Regions from separate parts of the Mus musculus genome. Here region 1 is linked to region 2. A link is a loop called in an ENCODE intact Hi-C map of the cell type or tissue named here. Cell type or tissue: heart. All regions are shown on one strand. Links, peaks and the distances in the headings refer to the core of each region. The heading gives the core; the rest is flanking DNA. Region 1 has its middle 12 kb from the start of Mtus2. Region 2 holds the start of Flt3 (FMS-like tyrosine kinase 3).

Evidence for each region. A loop is a pair of places that touch in the nucleus more often than their neighbours do. Peaks named below come from ENCODE experiments on the same cell type or tissue, not always from the same donor. Only the 100,000 strongest peaks of a DNase experiment are listed, where the experiment ranks them.
Region 1: it touches region 2 in a loop (4-fold over the local background); 5 of 42 quality-filtered maps call a loop at or near these places.

Annotation. Positions count from the first base shown.
Region 1 is chr5:147,940,876-147,949,214 of GRCm38, forward strand. No RefSeq gene overlaps it. Among named protein-coding and RNA genes, the nearest start is that of Mtus2, 12 kb to the right of the region's middle. In heart, for the core only: a CTCF peak has its summit at 4,599 (motif pointing left); no DNase peak of the experiment used is centred there.
Region 2 is chr5:147,398,843-147,407,181 of GRCm38, forward strand. Flt3 (FMS-like tyrosine kinase 3) reads right to left here and starts at 1,647. Exons shown (of 24, transcript NM_010229.2): 1 at 1,378-1,647. The coding sequence starts at 1,423. Gm26597 (predicted gene, 26597) reads left to right here and starts at 712. Exons shown (of 2, transcript NR_165432.1): 1 at 712-1,057; 2 at 1,945-3,077. In heart, for the core only: a CTCF peak has its summit at 3,858 (motif pointing right); no DNase peak of the experiment used is centred there; H3K4me3 peaks cover 1,480 bases; H3K27ac peaks cover 449 bases; H3K27me3 peaks cover 3,613 bases.

The DNA of each region.
Region 1 (8,339 bases), core at 333-8,332, 540 kb after region 2:
GCCGAGTTCTACATCTCAGTCAGAAGGCAGCCAGAAGAGCTAAGGGCCGAACCCAGGGCCTTGTGTTTGCTAGGCAAGCGGTCTACCACTGAGCTAAATCCCCAACCCCAAGACTGGCATTCTTATATAACTAGGAGGAAGCTCTCTTCCACAGTTGTTGGAGCCTGAGCATATAAGGAGACCTGCAAATCTACCCCCACAGTGACACATGTCCTCCAACAAGGCCACACCTCCTAACAGTATCATGCCATAGAAACCAAGCATATTCAAACCACCACACACACATGGTTTAAAATATGGGTACTTAAAGGAGACCTGCATAATACAACACCAGTCGATGTGCCAGCGTGGGTGGGGGAAATTTCACAAGCCCCACCTCTAGACAAAGAGTGACAGGTAATCAATGGCTTCTGAGAGAGGAGAATCAGTCTTTTTCCAGGAATGAGACCCCTGATAGGTTACCCAATCCCAAGTTAGCCTGGAACACATATGAGCAACACTATGAAGTGGAAACTTGAGGGTTCTTTGGAGAGTCAGTTGTGTTCTATGGTGTTTTGCTGGGGTAAACACGTGAAGGAGTGTTTTCCTGAAGTGGACACAGGTAAGGCAGACTCCTGAAGGAACATTCGGCTGAAGCAGACACAGGAGAGAGGACGGTCTGCTAAAGCCAGCACGTGAAAGGCACGTGATGAGGGATTCTTTGCTAACCCCATGCTTGTATTGGTTCGCCTTACATTGCCGAGTTGAGCTCCATTGGTTGGGACTTTGAGGACTCAGGTTGATTTGATGCATGTGCTGAGGCATCTCTCCAGCCCCAGGCAGAACCTTTTCATTTTAAAGATTAAGAATTGGGCTGGTGAGGATGGCTCAGTGGGTAAGAGCACCCGACTGCTCTTCCGAAGGTCCGAAGTTCAAATCCCAGCAACCACATGGTGGCTCACAACCATCCGTAATGAGATCTGACTCCCTCTTCTGGAGTGTCTGAAGATAGCTACAGTGTACTTACATATAATAAAAATAAATAAATCTTTAAAAAAAAAAAAAAAGAAAAGAAATGACGAGATGGCTCAGCAGTTAAGAGCACTGACTGCTCTTCCAGAGGTCCTGAGTTCAATTCCCAGCAACCACCTGGTGGCTCACAACCATCTGTCTGAAGATAACTACAGTGTACTGACGTACATAAAATAAATAAATAAACATTAAAAAAAGAAAGAAAGAAAGAAGAAATGACAAACTGGTGGCTGCCATGCAGGGGAAGGAGCTGTTACATGTTGTCTAGCCCCACTGTAATGTCTAATCTTTGTGGCTTTTGTAACATACTAGGGTCATGACACAGTGACAGCTATTGTCAACTAGGAAACATGATAATTATCTAAAGGTTATCTTTGTTGTCTAGGTTACTACTTCCAGCTACTTAGGGTCAGGGCTTTTTAAAAAAAGTCACTCTGATGAAACAGGTGCAGAAGGACTCAGTGATAAAAACATAAGCTTTTTATGTCAAGACGCAATCCCCGTTTGTAGTTTAATTAGGAAGACACAAATTGAAGGTATGCAGAGTGTGGTCTCCCACTGAACATGACTGATCACCGTACTGGAGATCCCAGAGAAATGCAGATGCGCCTCATTGGCTGCAGTAGATGGGCTGGAACTAGAGAGATCAATGATAACTTAGGCAGCGGGTTCTTAGACCCACCACGTCGTCAGTCTATTGTGGTGTTCCACAGTTCGCATCCACAGCCGCGGTCTGTTTTCACATTCCACTTGCAACTGCTGGGGGCCCAGCTCCTACTTGGACTGATTAAGGAAACAACCAACCAACCAACCAACCAACCAACCAACCAACCCAAACCAGACCAAACCAACCAATCAACCAACCCCTGGTCCTCAATGGCAACTGAACTCTGCAAACAAGCAGAGTCAATTACAAAGTGCTGGGGTAGAAAGTCCCAACCACAACCCCCTATCCCCCACCCCAGCCCCCACCCCACCACCACACCCCTCCACCCCACCCCTGTAAAATGATGCAGCTCAGGTAGCAGCAGGGAGTGATCTCCACAAAGTGCAGAGAGAGCAAGCATCTGAGATTCTGCTCTTTCAGACTTCTTGTTTTGTTTTGCCACCGCACACTGTGTGACTTTAAGATGTTTTATTTTACCAGTAGAAAGTGTGACCCACTCACTCTGAGAAGGGACCTGCACACAGCGAGGTGCTCCCTCCCGGACCCAGGATTAAGCACAAACCACACCCAAACACCTATTTTCACAGCGGGGTTGGGAGAAGAAAAGTAAAGTGGCCAATTTCTGACTTAGGCAGAAAATAGCAACAAATGACCTTGAATGGGGTTTTAAGAGGGAAGAGGGGAAGGTGTGTGTTAGAGTTAGACAGGGCTAGGCTAGGATTCGTGCTATGTTCTGTTAATTAGGGCAGCTAATGGGGACTTTTGATTGCTGGACTTCAATACTTTGATAGCTGGACCGTAGGAATGGGTCTGGCATAAGGAAGTGTCCAAATAAAGGAACAGACCTTGGTGGCTATCGCGAGGAATGTAATCTGTGGTTTACAAGGGAGAGGGAAGAGGGGAACGTAAGGTTTGCCAGCACCGTGAACGAACGCCATGCCTGGGGCCGCTAGAGCGCTCACTCTTCACTGGTGGTGCAGAAGTATCGCAGATTAGGGGCTGGGGGAGTTTGAAAATGGTATGTGAAGTTGCAATGGCTCATTTTGCTTGTTTGACTTTGTTTTTGAGACAGGGTCTTACTGTGTAGCTCTGATAAGTCTGGCGCTTGTTACATAGACCAAGCTGGCCTTGCACTCATAGATTTATCTGCCTCTGCCTACTGAGCGCTGCACGAACACACCCCTGGCTCTTTTAAAACTGATTTTTAAAAAAAATTCTCTAAAGATCCCCCCGCCCCGTTCTATACCAGTTTCAATTCCAAACAAACAAACAAACAACCCCAAACTAAACAAACAAACAAACAAACAAAAAACCAAACAAGCACTAACTAAGCAAAAACAACAACAAAAGATTTCCCGGATTTGAGGCTGCACCCACTACCCAGTTTTCAAGCTTTTTATCACTCTGGGACTGAAGCATCATCCTTTTGCTACCTGCCCTGCCTGGAACCCATGAGATTGTACTGTTGTCTCCATTGCCTGGCTTCTCTTAACTAAACAGCCAGTGTTTCAGAACTGTGTCGACAGACGTCTGTCCATCAATCCAGTCCGCTTGTGACTCTTCCTAGGGCTGGATGCACCGCCGTTGAGCGTTTTCAAGAACGTTCACGGAAGGTCCGCAGGAAACCAAGCATGGTTTTCTTCAAGGTGTCCCGAGGTATGACGGCTCAGGGATGCAGAGACCCACGGGAGCGGCCTGTCGCTGTTCTCTAGAACAGATGTGTATCTGAATAGAGAGAACACATTTTCCATACTAGCTCCACCAGCTCCCACAAGGTCATCTCCGCCATGCATGTCAGCATACCAATTAAAGGGGCGAGGAGTGACAAAGAAAAGTATTTATTCAGCGCACCCAAGGTGGGCGGTGTAATACACAAAAGAGTTCAGTGGATACCCCCCCGCCTCCTAGTCTGACTTGGGGCTCTGACTTGAACTTTAGGTTTAAATAGAGGGGAAATTGGGGCAAGGAGCAAGGGACTTGCAAAATTAGGCTGTACTCACTAGAGTGTAATTCCAACCAACGACGCCTCAAGGCTAGTCCTGTAAGGACCTGCTTCCTTCTTCGCTTATGAATAATTCATCCTACCTTCCAGTAAGGTTTGCTTGGCATAGCTATATAAACATCCCATGGTGTGAGTCTTCCTTGAGAGGACCCTCACCCCCAACTCCTTTCTTTGCCTAGTGTATTCCTTCCTCTGTTTCCTCTAAATTCTTTCTTTAATGGAGATTAAGAACCCAGAGGTACCTTGCAGAGGTTACAAACTGGTCTGTTTGAGAAATCCCCAGCCTTTGCCTATGGGTAGCACCATAGCATCCCCGAACTCCAGGATCTAGGAAGCTTGCAGAAATCAGCACACTACAGACTTAGGAGCTCTGAGAGGCTGGCACTGGGCAGGCTTACAGAGTGCAAGGGCTCCAGGGCCGTTCATGCTCTCTTTGTTCTCTCACTGGGTCTCACTTGGGCTGTAAGGCCAGCATCTTGAAATTCTTTATACCTTGATGGCTGCATTTGCATTCTGTGAGGGAGGTCCTATGGGAGGATGGTGGCTGAGCACAGAGCTTGGAACCTCGTACTGTCAGGCTACCCCCCCAAGGTTAAGTCTGGGTCACCTGATGCTGTTCTGTATCTAAGGGGGTGGCTGGGGTGATGGGAAGGCCAGTAGGGCAGGACTGGCATTCTGTATACTGATCATGTCCAGAGACACCCTTCCTCCCAATGCACCTCAAGGGTCTGAAATGCAGACAGCATTCCAGTATCCCTGTGCCAGAATGCGTGTGACATGAGCTAGCAGTAAAAGTGCACCAGGTGCGGAGAGGCTGCACAAGAAAGGAATATGTGGGTTTTGTTTGTTTGGGGATGGGATTTGCACTTTGTGACCACAGCTTTCTGCCGTGTAACAGCGTTGTCCTGTAGGCTGATTGCCCTCTGCTGGGCAGACTGGATATTAACTCTGAAGTAAATAGTTATGTCAAGAATTTAAAAATCCATTGGGGGCATGATGGTGCACTCCTTTAGTCTCTGAACTTGGGAGGCTGAGGCAGGTGGATATCTGAGTTGGAGACCAGCCTGGTCTACATAGCAAGTTCCAGGAGAGTCAGGACTACATAGTGAGACTTGTTTAAAAAAAAAAGAAAAAGGAAAAGAAAAACAAAACAAAAAGAATTTCAAGCCCCCATCTGAGAACATGATTTATGCACACACAGAGTTTCTTCTTCAGGACTGCCGAAGTCTGGGAAATTTTTCCATGATGATTGGAAGTCATAAATAATTTATAATTTACTCTTTACATTGCTGCTTCTATAGTAGCCTGATTTTGGGGTAGTAGTGCATTAAAATCGGGTGGGGTGGGGTGGAAAAAAAAGAAAGAAGCCGGGTGTGGTGGCACACGCCTTTAATCCCAGCACTTGGGAGGCAGAGGCAGGCAGATTTCTGAGTTCGAGGCCAGCCTGGTCTACAAAGTGAGTTCCAGGACAGCCAGGGTATACAGAGAAACCCTGTCTCAAAAAACAAAAACAAACAAACAAAAAAATTGGGTGGAGGGGATGCCATTGAAATTAGCAGAGTTTTGTTCTCTTACCCCATTGTGTGTGTGTCTGTATGTGTGTGTGCATGTGTGTGTGGGGTGAATATGGTGTGTGTGTGTATGTATAAGTGTACATTTGTGTGCAGGGTGAGTATATGTGGTGTGTGTGCATTTGTGTGTGAGGTGTGTGTATGTATGTGTATTTGTGTGTGGGGGGAGTGTATGTGGTATGTGTATGTGTGAGCATATTTTTGTGTGGAGTGAGTATATGTGGTGTGTGTATGTATGTGTGTGTATTTGTGTGTGGGGGGATGTATGTGGTGTGTGTGTATGTGTGTGCATTTGTGTGTGGGGTGAGTGTATGTGATGTGTATGTATGTGGGGTGAGTGTATGTGGCTGTGTGTTGCATATACATGATAGTCTCACTGGTGATTCATAAATGAAAGGTGAAATATGAGATTCCATTATATATACACATAAGTAGTGTTAACTGTACAATTCAAGTCTTTGTCTACACCATCTGTATGCCAAGCACGGTGGTATGGACTTATGTCTGATCTCTCTCTCTCTCTCTTGATTTCAACTTGCCATAAAAGTAGACATTCATAATAAGAGAGAATCTCAACTGAGGCACTGTCTTCATCAGACTGGCCTACAGACATACCTGTGGGCATGTTATCCTGATTGCTGTCGATGAGGAAGGGCCTTGCCCTCTGTGGGCGGTGCCCTCCCTGGGCTGGTGGTCCTGGGTTGTGTAAGGAAGCAAGCTGAGCAAGCCAGAGGAGCAACGGGGGCTTCTGCTTCAGTTCCTGCATCCAGATTCCTGCCTTGGCTTCCCTCAGTAATGGAGTGTAACCTAGACTTGACTAGTAACCCTTTCCTTCCCAAGTTGCTTTGGGTCATGGTGTTTATTACAGTACCAGAAAGCAAACCAGGACGACAATATGCTACAGCTGCTGGAGTAACAGAACTGTAGAAGCTTTGATTGCTCACGTATACTGCTCATGTCCTAAACTGTTCCGGATAGAGAACCTCACCGGAAAGAGAAAGCTCACCGATTAGGTGGCTCAGGTTAACATCATAAGATCAGCCTTACTGCCAGCTGATTGACAACCCACCAACATGCACTGGCCTTCTCCTGTGTGCTGAGGGCCAGGAGGCTGCTGACCAACTAGAATTAAATGAAGTGTGTCCTCAGCCGAACAGGGTGAAGGAACATGTAAGCAAATACGCACCGGGGTGTAAGTCCTATAGCTGTACTGCTGTGCGCTCTCCCAGCAAATTGCACCCCAGGAGCATCAGGGAAGGGTCTGCCAAAGGATACAAGGCACCCCATCTGTGCCAACAGACCTTCAGCATGGGAGAGCACAGAGTCTTTCTAATCTTTAAGACAAGTGTGTGTGCATACATGTGCGTGTGCGTGTTCACATGGGCACTCATGTGTACGACCGTGGGTGCAGGTGCCTGCAGGGACCAGAGGTATTAGATTCCCTGGAGCTGAAGTTACAGGACGCTGTGAGCTACCTGAGGTGGATTCTAAGGAGCAAACCCAAGTCTTCCGGAAGAGTAGTGCATGTTCCTAATAAGCAAGCCAACCCTCCAACTCCTAGTCTTTTTGTTTTTTTGTAGAAGATTTAAAAAAAATATGTATTTAAAAAAAATTTTCTATATGTGAGTGTTTACCTACATGTATGTACACCACACATATGTAGTATCCTTGGAGGACAGAAGAGGGCATCAGAGTCTCTGGATCTACAGTTTTAAGTGGCTGTGAGACCCGGGTCCTCTGAGAGAGCAGTAACCACTCTTAACTGCTGAACCATATCTCCAGACCCTAGTTTTTATTCACTATTATGATTGTGATTATTATTATTATTGTCTTTTTTTCAAAACAGTGTTTCTCTGTGTACCGCTGGCTGTTCCGGAACTCTGTAGACCAAGATGGCCTCTGCCTTACAAGTGCTGGGATTAAAGGTGTGTACCACCATGCTCGGCTCTCATTATTATTTGTGGTTTTTTGCTACAGGGTTTCTCTGTGTAGCCCTGGCTGTCCTAGACTTGCTTTGTAGACCAGGCTGGCCTAGAACTCACCTGCTTCTGCCTTCTGAATGCTTGGATCAAAGGTGTGTATTACCATGCCCAGCCTTTCATTATTATTTTTAATGTCCAGATCAAATGCAGAGCCTTGACCATCCTAGGAAATCACTTTACCATTGAGCAATTGAAGTATATCCTCAGCTACTTGGTTGCACAGAGCACGGGATTTCAAGATCAAACAGAAATTGGTAATTTTTTTTAAAGCTACGTTCTTTTGACTCATCAAGAAGACCAATGTGGATTATTAGAAGGCTCTGTTAAATTTAAATTCACTAGAGGAACTGGACAGAAAGGAACACTTAATTTCAGCTTGGTTAAACACAACGTAATTGCAGTAGTGAAATCATTATGCTAATTTAATTAAAGATGTAAAGAGAAAAGCAAACATGTTAGATAAAATGGTACCTACCTACTTAAGCTTAATGAGTTTTCAACTTGAGCATTTTTTTTCCTCAAACTGGAAATAGAATTAGAGTTCTCATCTATATCACATCAAATGGTTAAACCTACCATTTTTTTTTATTCCAGACAGATTACAGAATTACACATCTTAAAAGTTTTAGAGAAAAAGAAGAAGAAATTGATTAGTCGTGAAATCTCAGGATAAGAAAGGATTTTTGTTTTTTAAGTTCAAAAATATAATGGTGACCGAAAAAATTAGGCAACTTTAATTCATAAAATGAACATCTAATTATGTAAAATTTAAGAAACCATTGAAATACAAGGTAAAGTATAGCTTGGGAACTAGTTACAACAACATGCTAATTAAGAAATTTTTTAAGCCGGGCAGTGGTGGCGCATGCCTTTAATCCTAGCACTTGGGAGGCAGAGCCAGGAGGGTTTCTGAGTTTGAGGCCAGCCTGGTCTGCAGAGAGAGTTCCAGGACAGCCAGAGCTACACAGAGAAACCCTGTCACAAAAAAACAACAAAACAAAACAAAACAAAACAAAACCCCAACCCCCTCCCCCCCAAGGAAACTTTTAAAACACATTTAAAACTTATCTATCTATCTATCTATCTATCTATCTATCTATCTATCT
Region 2 (8,339 bases), core at 86-8,085:
AGTGGGGGTAACTTGGAAGCTGAGTCACTCTATGTCTTGACGTACAGTGGTTATGTAGGTACACTGATATATAACAACTGGGGAGTGGACACAGAAGATTTTGCACATGTGTTGCGCTTTGAATCTGGAGAGGGACTAAGACATTTCCTACGAAGGAGTTCAGTGCGGTTTGAGCATGGCTGCAAGTCCTACTCTGATTCTGAGTTACTTCCCTAGAACCCTTTAGCCCTTTAGAAAAATCATCTCTGCTATGGGAAAGTCACTAATCTAATCTCATACACAGCCAAAGCTAACCATTTTGCATTAATAGAGCCTGAAAAGAAAAGCACGCCACGCCATGCGTTTGAGATGTCCCTGTGCATCAACTCGCTTAAGAAAGGTACAGCGTTCTCCCCATCCTTTTCCTTTATAGCCTACATTTTTTAATTTTATCATCTTTTTTTTTAAAGTAATTGGAAACCGTTTCTGCTCATTTAATGTTGCAAAATGTTTTCTCTATTTGTCACGGAAGGTTCAAGCCAGAATCCTAAATGTTGGAAATGAAGGGGAAATAGGCCACTGGGCAGACTGAGGCCAAGCCAGGAGTGCCTCAGAAGGCTGCAAAACTAGGGCAGGGCCTGATCTCCCCCCACCCCCACCCCCGACTTCTAGAACTGTCTCCAACTCCAACTCAATCCAACCCCCTTGTCTTCCCAAACAGAAAGCTGACGCGAGACCGATTAGAACTGGGCAGAATGGGGACTTTCCCCCCTATAGTTAGTTACTATTTTCAATCACAGCTATGCTTCTACCCGAACAGGCAACTTGGGAGAGTAGTCCTAGGAGTCCTTGAAAGTGTCACTAGGGTTTAATCCTAAAATAAGAAAAGTATGGAGAGGGGAAGGGTAGCTAGTTTTTAAATTTATAAATCTGTTTTGCATAGTATTTCCAAAGTAACTAGCCACTGAGTGAAGCGAAAATTGGTACAGGTGGGGGTCGTTAGCAGGGATGACCGCTCTAGCAGAGGATGCTCGCAGTTTTCCCATTAGTTTGCTCTGTCAGCCTACATCTCAAAGAGGTGAGAACGCACCGGCTCGAGAATCTATAGTACCCAGAGGTCGGGTCAGGGAGTCTCGGGCCACCTGCGCTGCTGAAGAAGACTCTCAGAGGCTGACGGAGCATCCAAGCCCAAGCCCAGGCGCGGTGGCCTGGGGACTGAGCTGCAGAGGAGCGCTGCGGAGGAGGGTGAGGGCAGGGGTGGGCAAACCAAAGCCAAGTTCACCGCTTGAAAGGGGGGACGTGAAAGAGGGGAGTGATGCGGCGGCGAGGGGAGCGCGCGGTGGGTATGAGGGAGTGATGCGCGCTCGGCCGGGGTGCAGAGGGGGTGAGGGGCCTTACCAAGCAGCAGCAGCCGCCGGTCGCTGCGCTGCGCCAACGCCCGCATGGCCTCCGGAGCGCGCGGTAGCCAGGCCGCCGGCCCAGCCTGTGATGCGGTCCCAGCGGCGCGCCCCGGGCTGCAGGTGGCTCGCTGAAGGATGCGCGTCACTGACCACAGATTCCCTCGGACTGGTGCAGAGCAGAGGGGGAGGAACCTCTCTCCAGAGGCCGCGGCCGCTCGCTGCTAGGCGGGCTGAACTGGCGCAGTGCTGCAGCCGATCCCACGTGCCCGCCGTGGTCCCCAGCCTGCGCTCCTGGCACCGGGACTGCGGCAGGGGAGACTGGGTGCGGTTCGGCTGGGGAAGTTGCCTGGACTCCGTGGTTGAGTCCCCGGACCTCTGCTTTAAACTCCTAAGGGTGAGAAGAGTGGTGACACACAGACCTCCTTCTTCATGCGCGGGGATCTTTGATGTCCCGTGATGGGCACTGAATCGGTGCCATACACTGGTAACCCCGTGAGTTTTATTCCACATCTGGTAGATCTGCATTGTGGACTGATTTTCTTTGTCTCCCTGTCCTTTCTTATAGGATGTCCAAGATTCCCATCCACCTCCGACCCAGAAAAGCAGACGCGGTTTCAAGGTCAATAAATTAGAGAGGTTAAACAGACACCCAAACAAATTAGACCGTGCACCTCAAAGGATGTTTGGAGTTGTCACCTCCTAGTTCTGGCTTTTAGTCTCATAGTGTCTCTAGGTAACAATTATTTCCCGTGCATCAAGCTGAATATTGAAAGCACAGGATAGCAGCCCTGGCTTCCCCATGAAGGAACCCTCCTGAGCCATTTGTCCTCTGTGTCCTAGTTCTCTCCCCATAATGACGTCAGTAATATCGCTCCATCACAGCAGTCCTCCGCTCCTCATTCTTTTCATCGTTTTTCTCTTCAGGCATGACCCCTGAGAGCATACAAGCACACTAACAACACTGTTTCTCCTCCACTCAGTCCACAGCACTATCAGCCTTCCCGCTAGGGGAAACTTCAAAGTGACGTCCTCCGGGCAGCCACTGTGGAAAATGACATGGGCTTGGTGCTTTAGGCATTTTAAGGTCAGGTGCCCGACGCATGGATTCCACTTCTGGAATTGCAACAGGAGCATGAAGAAACATTCCAACATTCCTGCACACCACAGTGAGACTGTCCACTGATCAGCGGCCAGACGGAGAAATATACATATGTAAAGCAGCACATTTCATCTTTAATAGGGAGGGCAATTCCCACACAGCTACCTCTCCAGCCTATTCATGGATCTTTTTTTTTTTTTAATCATCTGATAGCTTTGTGGGGCTAGAGATGTAGCTCACCGGTAGATTGCTAGCTTAGCTCTTGCAAGGCCCGGGGTTATATCATCAGCAAGAAAAAAAGTAAAAGAAAAAGAAGAAGAAAAAGAAAAAGGGAAAGAAAAAGAAACACAGACCCAAAACCTTCCAGGTGTGGAGAGTTCACTCTCCGAGACATGTGGTGCTCAGGCTGCTGAGATGTGTATCTGTGGTTATCGGTTATTCATCTGGAACCAGAAGACAAAGCTTAGGTCCAGCCCATCCCAGGACAGTTCTCAGAGGCCAGCCTTCACTTGGGAGATCACTTCTTCAAACCAGGTTTTTGTTTGCTTAGTTTGCTTTTAGGCTTTCCCCTTTAATAAAATGGAAAGAGAAGACACCAACGCTAAGATCTTCCAGTCCTGGTACATTTGCAATTACAATAATTGACTTAAAAAAATTTCTAGAGCTGGGTTTGTTGCTATACACCCATAATGCCATGAGGCGGAGGCAGGTAGAGCATTAGTCAGCCTGGGCTACATAGCAAGACCCTATCTTAAAAAAAAGGGCCGGGCGTGGTGGCGCACACCTTTAATCCCAGCACTGGGGAGGCAGAGGCAGGCGGATTTCTGAGTTCAAGGCCAGCCTGGTCTACAAAGTGAGCTCCAGGACAGCGAAAGCTATGCAGAGAAACCCTGTCTCGAAAAACCAAAAAAAAAAAAAAAAAAAAAAAAAGGAAAGTGGAAGTAGGGAGATGGCTGAGTCAGTAAAGAGCTTGCCATACAACCATGAGGACCCCAGAACCCAGAGCACTCTTACTACTGAGCTACACCCCCAGCTCCGATAGAATCTCTTATAAGCATCACTATGAATAAAGAAGTCAGTGGCCAATGAGCTGGAGCAGGAAATAGGAGGTGGGACATCTGGGAGAAAAAGAGAGAATTCTGGGAAAGAGTTAGCCACAGGAGATTTGCCCGGAAAGCAGCCACATAGCTGAACTAATATAGAATAAGAGAGATAATTGGGTTATGAGCTAGTTGGAGAACAAGCCAAAGCTTATGGCCTAAGTATGTATTAATAATTACCCTCAGAGTCGTTATTACAGGGAACAAAGTGGTGTGGGAGAAAAAGCCCGAAGTTACAAACTCCCATTTGTTATTGAATCGGGATCTACCCTCGGAGGCCAGAAGGGGGCACTGGATCTCTTGGAACTGGAGTTATAGGCAGTTGGAACTTAACCTGAGCCAAGAAGCAGTAAGTGTTCTTTAAAAAGGAGCCATGTCGCTGGGCAGTGGTGGCACATGCCTTTAATCCCAGCACCTGGGAGTCAGAGGCAGGTGGATTTCTGAGTTCAAGGACAGCCTGGTCTACAGAGTGAGTTCCAGGACAGCCAGAGCTACACAGAGAAACCCTGTCTCGAAAAACAAACAAAAAACAAAAAAAAAGAGGGGGGGGGGGTGGCATGTCTCCATTCAGTCCCTGGAACCAATGTGAAAAAAACCAGGCATGGTGTTGAATACTTGTTTTGTTGTTGTTGTTGTTTATTTAAGATTTTATTTATTTTATGCATATGAGTACAATATTGCTGTCTTCAGACACACCAGGAGAGGGCATCGGATCCCCACTACAGATGGTTGTGAGCCATCATGTGGTTGCTGGGATTTGAACTCATGACCTCTGGAAGAGTAGTAGGTGCTCTTAACTGCTGAGCCATCTCTCCAGCCAGAATACTTGTAATCCCAGAGCTGAGAAGGCTGAAATTAAGATTCCCCACAGGGCCCTCATGGAATGCCAGCCTGGCCTCCTGGGTGAGGCCCCTGCCAGTGAGAGATCCTGACTCAAAAAAACAAGATGAGAGATAGGGAAGTAGCACAGTGGGTTAAGAGTGGTTGGTGCATAAGCCTGGGGACCTGAGTTCAAGTCCTCAGCACCCACATGTAAAGTCAGGCAAGGCGATAGTGTGCAAGAGTGTTTATACCCTCAATGCTGTATAGGGACAGGAGGTATAGAGACAGTAGGGTTGCTGGGGCTTGATGGTCACCATCCTAGCCCTGGGCTCAGTGAGAGGCACGGGAGTATATATCCATATACACCTATGTATGCACTCTATATGTGTACCACACATACACACACACACACACACACATACACACACACACCAAATAAATGCTTTTTAAAAAGAAAGTAAAATAAAAAAATAAAGGTAATCCACAGAATGGAAGAAAAAAAAAGAATACTGGGCTGGGGATATAATTCAATTGGTAAAGCTGGGCTTATTAAGCCCAGAACCACACAAACAGGGGGTGGTGGTATATGCTTGTACCAGGGTGGTGGTATACGCTTGTACCAGGGTGGTGGTATACGCTTGTACCAGGGTGGTGGTATACGCTTGTACCAGGGTGGTGGTATACGCTTGTACCAGGGTGGTGGTATACGCTTGTACCAGGGTGGTGGTATACGCTTGTACCAGGGTGGTGGTATACGCTTGTACCAGGGTGGTGGTATACGCTTGTACCAGGGTGGTGGTATATATACGCTTGTACCAGGGTGGTGGTATACGCTTGTACCAGGGTGGTGGTATACGCTTGTACCAGGGTGGTGGTATATATACGCTTGTACCAGGGTGGTGGTATACGCTTGTACCAGGGTGGTGGTATACGCTTGTACCAGGGTGGTGGTATACGCTTGTACCAGGGTGGTGGTATACGCTTGTACCAGGGTGGTGGTATACGCTTGTACCAGGGTGGTGGTATACGCTTGTACCAGGGTGGTGGTATACGCTTGTACCAGGGTGGTGGTATACGCTTGTACCAGGGTGGTGGTATATGCTTGTACCAGGGTGGTGGTATATGCTTGTACCAGCACCTAGGAGGCAGAAGCAAGGGGATCAGAAATTCCAGGTCACTCTCAGCTACACAGCAAGCTGAAAGCTAGGTTGGGTTACATTTGATCATATTTTAATAGACAGACAGACAGATAGACAGAGTGCCAGCTAGTTTTGTGTGTCAACTTGACCACAAACTAGAATCATCAGAGAGGAAGAAGCCTCTATTGAAGAAAATGTTTCCATAAGATCTGGCTGTAGGGCATTTTCTTAATTAGTGATCAATGTGGAAAGGCTCAGCCCCTTGTGGGTGGTGCCATCCCTGGGCTGGTAGTCTTGGGTTCTATAAGAGAGCAGGCTGAGCAAGCCATGGGGAGCAAGCCAGTAAGCAGCATCCCTCCATGGCCTTTGCATCAGCTCCTGCCTCCAGGTTCCTGCCCTGCTTGAGTTCCTGCACTCACTGCTTCTGATGATGAATGGTGGGAGACTGAACCCTTTCCTGCCTAGGTTGCTTTGGTCACAGTGTTTCATCACAGCAATAGTAATCCTGACTGAGACAGACAGATGACAGACAGAGAAGCGTGGTTCCCAGAGCCACATCTAGGGGATCTGATCCACTTCTGGCCTCCACTGGCACCAGGCACCATCACACATGTATGTACATAAACACACATACACACACACACAGAAAGAGAGGGAGACAGATAGACACATATACATAAATATAAATATTTTTTTAAAACCAAACAAAATCCCCCATAACAACAACAACAGCAAAAGGTGGATGGCACCTGAGGAGCGACACTCGACGCTGACCTCTGGCCTCAACACAGCAGCTCATGCACCTACACGCCTAAACGTACCTGCACTCGTGGGAACACACACACACACAGCTCCTTGCAAAGAAACACATCTTGGGATTTTTCACACTGTGATTGTACACGGGCAGTGCTAATCTTCCTGTACAGATGTGACTTTAGTATATGTGCTGCTGAGGCAAGTTCCAAGCGCTATGTATTTCTTAAAGGTCTTATTTTTAAGTGTGTGTGCATGTGCGTGTGTGTGTGTGTGCGCGCGCGTGTGTGTGTGTGTGTGTGCGTGTGTGTGTGTGTGTGCGCGTGTGTGTGTGTGTGTGCGTGTGTGTGTGTGTGCATGTGCGTGTGTGTGTGTGTGTGTGTGTGCGCATGTGCGTGTGCGTGTGTGTGTGTGTGTGTGCGTGTGCGTGTGTGTGTGTGCGCGCGCACGCGTGTGTGTGTGTGTGTGTGTGCATGTGCGTCTGTGTGTGTGCGTGTGTGTGTGTGTGTGTGCATGTGTGTGTGTGCGTGTGTTTATGTGCATGTGTGTGTGCAGGTATATAGGTATGTACCCATATGAGTGCCAGTTTCTGAGGAGACCATAAGAGGGCACTGGGTCCCATGGAGACAGAGTTACAGGTAGTCTGGGAACCAGATTCAGGTCTATTGCAAGAGAAATTCTCCCTTGTAACCATGAGGCCACCTCTCCAGTTTGTATGTTAGATTAGTATTATTATTACTATTATTATCATCATCATTATTATTATTATTTAAAATCTGGGACATGATATAACTTTATGGTCAAACCTCCCCTTTAAACTCCTTTTATACATCTTTTCCTTTCCTGACTTGGCATGTTGCTACCCCATCTACTGGCTCCATTTCTCAGCACCTGTCTGCTCCAGATCCTATCATGATGCTGTACAGTACACCGTCCCCACCCTCTACCCTCAAAGAACTCAGCTGCCCTTGCTGTAGACCGCTCCTGCATCACATCGGCCCATCCATTTCCACCCTGGGCCTGGCGAGCGTCCTCTCTGAGATGACCTGTGCACTGCCTGTATCTTAATTCAAGTTTCATTAGATCTGTGTGATTAGCCTGGAAGGTGAACTCCGGGAGATGTTTACAGGAAGGAGAGGGGAGAATGTGATTTGACAGAGGGTGACTACTTTGGGATGCCCCATGGGACTCATCGGAGGAGTCAGACTCACAGTGAGAGAGGAAGTAAGGTAAGTGAAGCAAGGCAGATTGATTTCACAGGGCACTTTGATTTGAAAGGGGAATTGGGAGAAACTGAGGCAGCACACATTTCAAGTCATGGGAAAGAAAGAAAGAATACTTACAACCATTGTCCATACATGGCAAAGATTCCACTGTTGAGCAGCGACTTGCCACCTCTGAACAAAACCAGGCTGCAGTGAGCTTCAGAGGGCTGTTTTTTTTTCCACCATTGCTCTTAGCTCCTCCTCCTCCCTGATCCTAACAATTGTAGCATTTATAGCAAACATAACAATTTCATTCAGAAATTATATATGTATATGCATGTAAACATTTATGATACTATATTTAATATTTTATATATTAACCCTTAATACATAGATCATGTAATATGCATAGTGTATATGACACACCAGATCACATCGCTGAATTTATGACTGACATCAAAAAACCATTCTGTTCACTGAAGACTTTCTCTGCTTCAATCAATGCCCAGTGACTTTCTTCTACCTTCTAAAGGCCCTGCCACCTCCCAATAGCACCATTACCTGGGGACCAGGCCTCTGTAGCACGTGAGCCAAACTGCAATGGGTGTTTTGAGTTTTGTTTTGAGACAAGGTTTTGCTACATAGCCCAAGCTGACTTTGAACTTGCAGCAACCCTCCTGCCTCAGACTCTTGAATGCTGGAATTATAGGCATTGGCCACCATTCCCTGTTCCCTCCCTCCCTTCATAGACTATAATGGTTTCCAGTTTTGGCTAAAGCTCCATACGTGTCTTCCTTAATTTGTGAGTATATAGATTGATGACACAAGCTATGGAGTGCTGC